2 separate regions of the Homo sapiens genome follow, and region 2 is linked to region 1. A link is an interaction called in ENCODE POLR2A ChIA-PET data of the cell type or tissue named here. Cell type or tissue: OCI-LY7. All regions are shown on one strand. Each heading gives the region's core, and the rest is flanking DNA. Links, peaks and the distances in the headings are about the cores only. Region 1 overlaps RHBDL3 (rhomboid like 3). Region 2 has its middle 18 kb from the start of UTP6.

Region 1 (4,385 bases), core at 64-4,063:
CCTGGTCAACATAACAAAACCCCTTCTCTATTTAAAATAAAAAGGGAAAGTGAGGTTTGAGGGGGCGGAGCTTGCCCAAAGACAGCAGTGAGGACCTTTTGCGGCAGTCGCATGTGTATATATGTGTGCACGTGTGTTTGTGCATGAGTGTGCATGTGTGTGTATGCATGCATGTGTGTTTGTGTGTGCAAGAGTGTGCATGTGTGTGTGTGTGCACGCATGCATGTGTGTGTGTCCCCACAAGGCTTCTGGGTAGCTCCTGAAATGGGCCAGGAGATGCAGGAGCAGCTGAGCACCCTTTATCCTTCCAGCCCTTTATCCTGCCTGCCATGCACCCGCTCTGCATCTTGCTCCCCTCCTTCTCCCTGGATCTGTTGGCTCTCTCTCCTCTGGGGGACCAGAGAGACCCTTTGGTGGCTGCCAGGAGAAGCAGCGGCGGCCAGCAGTTTAGGCTGAAGGGGAGAGATGGGGCGATGTCAGATCCCTCCCTGCTGACATTCACTCCCCACTCCCTGCCTGCAGTTCCCTTGAGACTCCTGGGCTTCATGGCCATGACTCGGCTTCAGTCCCCAGGCGGCGCGTCAGGCTGGGCCGGATGAGTCAGCATGGATGTTACATCTGCTCCTCCTGGGTACCCAAGGGCCTCTGAGTCACAGCCCCTGGCAGCCCCCTCAGTGGCCTGCCAAAGGCAGGGGCCATTCTGGAATGGGAAGGGAGCCGTCTGTGTGCCTGGGAGGCCTTGTGAGGAGGTCGGAAGGAGGAGAAGGGGCTGCAGGAGTCCCCCAGGGGCGGGAAGGAATAGGCCCAGTGGAGGAGGCAGTCCCCCAACCCGTGCTGCCCACCCCACCCATCCCCAGCTGCATGCGTTCCAGGGAAGGTGTGAGGTCGTTTCTTTCCCTCACTTCCCAGATGTTGGGAGAGCTGGATGGTTTTCTGGAAGCATGCCGATTGTCAAGGGCTCAGCCTGAGTTCAGGCCAGGATGCCTGTCTCTCCCTAATCAGCCTGGCTGCCCCATCCTAGGATTCGGCTGTTCGACTTTGGGCAAGGGGGATGCTCAGGAGGCTGCTTGGGGCTTTTGGGAGAAGCACCATGAGAGGGCTGAGCTGCCTCCCGCACCCCTCTATGGTGGCAGCTGAGGGAGCAGAAATAATAAAACTGGGAATCCCAGAATCGTGGAGGCTTCTCCAGCTGTCAGGGGCCTGGCCTGGCCAGATCCCAGGGGAGTAGGGGTCACAAGGGCCCCTCATGCCTCCATCTGGTCTCTCTCCTTCCCACAGAGGCTTGAGGTCTCTGAAAACCCACTCCCAGCCCCAGCTTGAAGCAGGCCAGACTGCCTGGGTCCACCCCTTCCAGAGTGCCTCAGGCAGGGGGCATGTCTCTGAGTACCTCAATTTTTGTATCTGTTAAGTGGGACGAACCAGACTTACTCTAGGGTTGGCATGAGAATAAAAAAACAAAACAAATGTGAAAGTCAGTATTTTAAAGAGTCAGGGGAAAAGGTCAGGGGAAGGGTATGAGGTGGTTTTCTCTATGGGACAAACCAGACTTACTCTAGGGTTGGCATGAGAACAAAAAAACAAAAAAAATTGTGAAAGTCAGTATTTTAAAGAGTCAGGGGAAAAGATCAAGGGAAGGGTGTGAGGTGGTTTTCTCTATGGGTGAATTAGCATCCTCATTTGCAAGAAAGCAGAACTGGGAGAGAAAGCTCCTACTCCCCTAACCTCCCCGCTGACCTTGGCAGCTGCAGCCTGGACCTAATTTACGGGGCTGTAAATATCCATGAAAGGGCCAGAGTTCCCTTTTGGGCTCTGGCTGTTGGGTGGGGAGAGCTCTGCTGAACCACAAACCCCTGGGCAGCCTCGTTAATTCTGCTCTGCTCAGAAGACGAGTAATGAGGCAGGGGGCCAGCAGTTGAGCCATGGTAACCTTCACCAGACAGCTGCCTGCACCATACTTCAGCCCTAGCACCGTACTCCAGCCCTAGCACCGGACTCCAGCGCTAGCACCGTACTCCAGCCCTAGCACAGTACTCCGGCCCTAGCACCTTACTCCGGCCCTAGCACCTTACTCCAGCCCTAGCACAGTACTCCGGCCCTAGCACCTTACTCCGGCCCTAGCACCTTACTCCGGCCCTAGCACAGTACTCCGGCCCTAGCACCTTACTCCGGCCCTAGCACCTTACTCCGGCCCTAGCACAGTACTGCGGCCCTAGCACCTTACTCCGGCCCTAGCACCTTACTCCAGCCCTAGCACCTTACTCCGGCCCTAGCACCTTACTCCAGCCCTAGCACAGTACTGCAGCCCTAGCACTGGACTCCAGCCCTAGCACACGTGCCTGTGCTCATTTCCCAGGGCTCATTCTGCCTTGGTGTGTGTACATGGGAGAAGACAATGGGGATCCGGGTGGGAACCTGCTCTAGATCCCAGGTCTCCACCTTCCTGACTCAAGAGGTCTTTACCCCAGTGGCAGCTGGTTCCTTGGCTCTGGGTACTGCCTTTGAGGTCCTTGAAAGTACTCACATCCCTCACTGAGGTCCAGGGCCTGTCTAGAGCATGGACAGGGAGAGGGTCCTCCTGGGAGAGAGAATTCAAGCCTTGGAGGCAGAGACCAGACGTGTGTTTGCCCTGAAAATGCAGCTGGTGAAAATCACACATACATCATAGACACAAGAAGACAGAGGTATGTCCTTCTCTCTCTCATGCTTCCCTGTTGCTGGGCAAATTCTGAAGCCTTGGCCTGGCTCATGGGCCTGCAGCTGGGAGGGGAGAAGCAGTGCTGCTGTCCTGGGTGCTGAGCAGGCAAATCCCAGCTCCAGCGGGGTTTGCTCCCTGAGAGCTCGGCTCAGTGGCCCCATTAGGCCAGTCACGGACTCCTCAGCCTCTTCTGAGGCCTGGTGTCCCCAGTCAACCCTCAGGCTGGGCCTGGAGCCCACAGACTTCTAGCATTGCTGGAAGACTCCAGCAAAGTGTCAGCTGCTCGGAGACCTATGCTACTCATGGGGCGGAAGTGAAAGGCTCTGGTTCTGAACCAGCGGCAAAGGGGCTAGGTTCACCAAAGGGAAACGTGACTGCTGTGGACTCATACCTTGTTCCCAAAGAGTGTTCCATCAAGTGTTACTGTGAAAAAATACTACGACCAAAGGTCAAATAAGTTTGAAGAATGCTGGGCTGAACAAAATCAGACAGGTTTCTCCAGCCTAAAACCTTGCAGAGTCCTTGATATGGTGCGTTATGACCCTCCAAGAGGTTTTTCCACTTGTAGGACCACAGAACCCTTATTTCAGGTACCATCAGGTACCTGGTATTCCACAGAACACACATTGGGAAACCCTTAAAAATCAGCTGGGTGTGGTGGCTCACACCTGTAATCCCAGCACTTTGGGAGGCTGAGGCAGGCAGATCACTTGAGGTCAGGAGTTTGAGACTAGCCTGGCCAACATGGTGAAACCTCGTCTCTACTAAAAATACCAAAAATTAGCCGGGTGTGGTGGTGGGTGCTGTAGTCCCAGCTACTCGGGAGGCTGAGGCAGGAAAATTGCTTGAACCTGGGAGGTGGAGCTTGCAGTGAGCCAAGATCGCACCACTGCATTCCAGCCTGGCGATAGAGTGAGACTCCATCTCAAAAAAATAAAAATAAACTCAGGGGCTATGTTTCATTCAACCGAACAAGACAGAGAAAAACAAGGGAGGGCAAGATGGGACCAGCCAGCACAGTGGAGGAATCCTGAACTATTTCTGTCTTGACCGCGAACTCACTCTCTGACCTGGACTAGTTTATTTTGTTCCTTTTGCCCTATGCACCTGTTTCCCCATAAAACGAGTGGGATGCCTGGGCCACAGTTGATCCTTAGTGAATATGTGTTAGGTGGACACATAAGAGGATTGGATGAGGGTCTCTCAAACTCTCTTTAGCCACAGCACTCTAGTGATGGGAGAGAGTGCAGGCTCTCGCCCCTCTGCCTGGATATGAATCCATCTGCACCTATTACCAGCCATTCACACTTGGGCAACCCAGCTCTTGGTGCCTTGGTTTCCTCTCCTGTAAAATGGAGCTCACAATAGTGTGTACCTCTTAGGGTTGCTGTGAGATTTAAATAGGGGGGACCACTCTCAAAGTGACCAAGTTAGGACACTTTGAGAGTAAAGGAGCTACTGTAAATCACACTCAAGGCTGGGCAGGGTGGCTCACGCCTATAATCCCAGCACTTTACGAGGCCAAAGTGGGAGGATTGCTTGAGGCCAGGAGTTCAAGACCAGCCTGGGCAACATAGCAAGACCCTGTCTCTACAAAAAAATTTAAAAATTAGCCAGGTATGGTAGCACATACCTGTGGTCCCAGCTACTCAGGAAGCAAACACAGGAAGATTGCTTGATCCCAAGAATT
Region 2 (4,385 bases), core at 296-4,295, 360 kb before region 1:
TGACCGTCGTAGTTGGGGCCGAGGTCCGTGTGGTAGGGGACTGGGACAGGAGTCGGAGTCGCAGGGCGAGGGCCCAGATCGGGGCTGGAAGCCACAGGCCTCTCACCTCGCTTGGCCGAGCGGCCGGGACTCCGGGCCCGCAGCGGATGGAAGCGGGCGCTGCCCTGCCCGGCGGCGGCCGGGGCCTTCTGGGGTTTTCCCGCGGGCGGCTCGGCAGGGCGGCAGCAGCTGCCGCGGAGAGGACGACCGCCACCGGTGCAACCAGGTCCCCGCGCCCCTGCCCGGCCTCTGGGGCGCCCAAGCGGGCCGTCCTCACCGCGGCAACTCCACGCCCGCCCCTCCAGCCCAACCTCACAGCCTTGTCCTGTCCCCAAGCAAGGAGTCGGCCTCCCTGTCCACAGGGAGGGAATCCGGCGCAGGTCGCAGCCGGCCTCTGGCTTTCGTGGGGAGGGCACCAAGGCTTCAGGTTTCCCAGCTCGCGCGTTACCGTTCAAAAGCCCCTCCTGGAGCTCTGAATTGAGGGGAGCACTCCATGCCCCTTCCTCCAAAGAGGGCGGGAGTCGCAACACTGAAGCCTTGCTCCAAACAAACCCCCCTACCAACCCTCTCTACTCCTCCCTCCTGACCCCCTTTCTCTGTCCATTATCCGTCTGAGGGGGTCCAGGACTTGAGCAGTTTCTGATTTCCTTTATCTTTATGGTGGGGGATCTGTTTCCCACTAAGTATGGTATCATCCTCTTTTTGGCCTCTCACCAACTCTTCCTGCCCCCTCCCTACACACATTCATCCCCCAACCTCCCCAAATTGCGGGTTAAACCGATTTTGAACTTACGTTATTATGAGTTTGAAAATACTTTTCCCCGCCGGGCGCTGTGGCTCATGCCGGTAATTCCAACACTTTGGGAGGCTGAGGCGGGCGTATCACCTGAGGTCGGGAGTTTGAGACCAGCCAGACCAACATGGAGAAATCCCATCTCTACTAAAAATACAAAATTAGCTGGACGTGGTGGCGCATGCCTGTAATCCCAGCTACTCAGGAAGGCTGAGGCAGGAGAATCGCTTGAACCCGGGAGACAGAGGTTGTGGTGAGTCGAGATCGCGCCAGTGCACTCCAGTCTGGGCAACAAGAGCGAAACTCGGTCTCAAAAAATAATAAAAATAAAGAAAATACTTTTCCCAGTTGGTTTGTGTAATATACTATGATTACATTTCCTTTTTTGTTGTTGTGGAGACGGAGACTCGCTTTGTTCCCCAGGCTGGAGTGCAGTGGCTGGATCTCGGCTCACCACCTCCCGGATTCAAACGATTCTCCTGCCTCAGCCTCCCAAGTAGCTGGGATTACAGGGGCCCAGCAGCATACTCGGCTAATTTTTGTATTTTTAGTAGAGATGGGTTTTCACCATGTTGGCCAGGCTGGTCTCAAACTCCTGACCTCAAGTGATCTGCCCGCCTCGGCCTCCCAAAGTGCTGGGATTACAGGTGTGAGCCATCGCCCCCAGCCATATTTCCTTTCTTATCAGACTTTTTTTTTTTTTTTTTTTCCTTGTGGTTAGTGATTGTCTCAATGGTTGGTTTGTTAAGGCTTCTATGTACCCATCATTAATTTCCACCCCCCACCCCACAAATGCTTTGCCAGAATTGCAAGGCTCCATTCATTCAAACTCATCAAATAATACACCTATTTTGTTTTTTCTTGGAAATATCCCTCCCATGCCAATCTTAACTGTTGCTCACTAGACGAACTGCACAGCTGTTCTGGGAATTCCCTTCTTCACCATCCTGGGAATTTTCTTTACTTCTTTGTGTGAGTCCCCTTTGTCCTGGATTCCATGTTTGTTTTTCTCCCTCACTTTGGTAGAATATGTCCTCCAGTAGCTTTCTGACAAAGGGTGTGGTGAAGGGGAAAATTTTTTGAGATGTTGCGTGTCTGAAAATATCTTTTTTTTTTTTTAAGGGACGAAGTATTGCTATGTAGCCCAGGCTGGAATGCAGTGGCTATTCACAGGCACCAGCATAGCCACTGCAGCCTCAAACTCCTGGCCTCAAGCCGTCCTCCTGTCTCAGCCTCCTGGGTGAAAGATATCTTTATTTGATCTCACTTGATTAATGTGATAATTTGTCTGGTTACATAATTCTAGGTTGGAATCCATTTTTCCTTAGAACTATGACTTGTCTTCTCATTTCTGTGTTATTGCTGAGAAATCTAAGGAAATCCTTACTTACAAAAGAACATAACTGTATACCTTTTTTGTTTGTTTGTTTGTTTTTTGAGATGGAGTCTCACTCAGTCACCCAGGCTGGAGTGCAGGGGCGCGATCTCAGCTCATTGCAACCTCTGCAGCCCGGGTTCAAGCGATTCTTCTGCCTCAGCCTCCTGAGTAGCTGGGATTACACACGCCTGCCATCACGCCCAGCTAACACAACTGTATACCTTTTGTATGACCCTAATTTTATTATTAATTCTGGAAACTCTGAGGATCTTCTATCTTTGATGTTTTGAAAATGCAAGTGACAGGCCAGGCGCAGTGGCTCGCGCCTGTAATCTCAGCACTTTGGGATGCCGAGGCAGGTGGATCACCTGAGGTCAGGAGTTTGAGACCAGCCTGGCCAACAAGGTGAAGCCCCATCTCTACTAAAACTACAAAAATTAGCTGGATGCGGCGGCAGGTGCCTGTAATCCCAGCTACTCGGGAGGCTGAGGCAGGAGAATCGCTTGAACCTGGGAAGAGGTGGTTGCGGTGAGCCAAGAGCATGCCATTGGACCCCAGCCTGGACGACAAAAGCAAAACTCCATCTCAAAAAAAAAAAAAAAAAAAGAAAAGAAAAAGAAAATGCAAGTGACATGCCATGCTTTGATGTGCATTTTCACTCATTGTGCTAGACAGAGAGCCCTTTCAATTTAGAAACTGTTGCCCTCGGTTCTGGAATTTTTTTTGCTTTATTTTTCTTGCATTACTCATATCTTCCACCTCCACACACTCATACCCCACTCCGCTCCACCCCATGCATCTTTGTTCTTTCTTTCTTAAATTCCTGTTACTTGTATATTGGAATCTCCAAGTAAGTCTAATCCTCTCAACTTTTCTCTCACACTTAACTTTCTTTTTTCCCCCACGGTCTGCAAATTTCCTCAACTCTATTTTCCAAACTTTTCATTGCCCTTTTATCAATGTTGCCTTCTAAACAATAGTGTGCTAGGCCGGGTGCTGTGGCTCATGCCTGTAATCCCAGCACTCTGGGAGGCTGAGGTGGGTGGATCAACTGAGGTCGGGAGTTCAAGACCAGCCTGACCAACATGGAGAAACTCCACCTCTGCTAAAGATACAAAAATTAGCCAGGCATGGTGGCCCATGCCTGTAATCCCGGCTACTCAGGAGGCTGAGGCAGGAGAATTGCTTGAACTCAGGAGGCCGAGGTTGCGGTGACTCGAGACTGTGCCATTGCACTCCAGCCTGGGCAACAAGAGTGAGACTCTGTCTCAAAAAAAAACCAAAAACCAAAAAACAAAAAACAGTGGTGTGCTACTCAATTTCTAACAACCAACTCTCAGAAGCAGGGGGAAGAAAGCCTTGATTTGTAGTGTTTGCCTATTTTGATAGTACAAATATTTCCATCATGGTTGCTTTCAAGCTACTAACATTATATCACTAAAGATGGAGTCAGGAAGAGATGCACAGTAGCATATCATAGCATTCCCACCATATAGATAGAACACACATAAATAATCTCAAGAGCATAGATAATAATAAAATGTAGAAAAATAATCTGGGGCCCGACGCAGTGGCTCACGTTTGTAATCCCAGCACTTTGGGAGGCCGAGGTGGGCGAATCACCTGAGGTCAGGAGTTCGAGACGAGCCTGGCCAACATGGTGAAACCCTGCCTCTACTAAAAATACAAAAATTAGCCAGGCATGGTGGCGGGTGCCTGTAATCCCAGCTACTCAGGAGGCTGAGGCAGGAGAATTGCTTGAACCTGGAGGCAGAGGTTGCAGTGAGCCAAGATCATGCCATTGCCCTCCAGTCTGGGCAACAACAGTGAAGCTCCGTCTGCAAAAATAATAATAATAATTTGGAAGTAATGAGTTTTGAGTATTTATTTTGGTTTTTAATATAACTGATTTAATTGTAACTTTACATAATAATTTAACAGTGACAGTGTTTTAACAACTGGCTTTTAAAATTTCTAAAAATTCAACAGTTGATTCTTACAACCTGGTATGAGCCAGCTCTTGTAAACTATTGCTTCAAAATAATCATGGTCTCTAATGTAATAAAGGTAAATCAGGGGTCGGGCACGGTGGCTCACACCGGTAATCCCAGCACTTTGGGAGGCCGAGGCAGGCAGATCACGAGGTCAGGAGTTCGAGACCAGCCTGGCCAACAT

The links. Peaks named below come from ENCODE experiments on the same cell type or tissue, not always from the same donor. Only the 100,000 strongest peaks of a DNase experiment are listed, where the experiment ranks them.
Region 2: POLR2A ChIA-PET joins it to region 1 with 5 read pairs; 3 of 35 experiments call an interaction of 5 or more read pairs at or near these places.

The regions. Positions count from the first base shown.
Region 1 is chr17:32,274,675-32,279,059 of GRCh38, forward strand. The region is part of intron 2 of RHBDL3 (rhomboid like 3); the gene reads left to right. Among named protein-coding and RNA genes, the nearest start is that of RHBDL3, 11 kb to the left of the region's middle. RefSeq lists a silencer at 433-656 and an enhancer at 1,640-1,689. In OCI-LY7, for the core only: no CTCF peak of the experiment used is centred there; a DNase peak (open chromatin) is centred at 1,717.
Region 2 is chr17:31,917,057-31,921,441 of GRCh38, forward strand. No RefSeq gene overlaps it. Among named protein-coding and RNA genes, the nearest start is that of UTP6, 18 kb to the left of the region's middle. RefSeq lists enhancers at 1-309, 310-965. In OCI-LY7, for the core only: no CTCF peak of the experiment used is centred there; no DNase peak of the experiment used is centred there.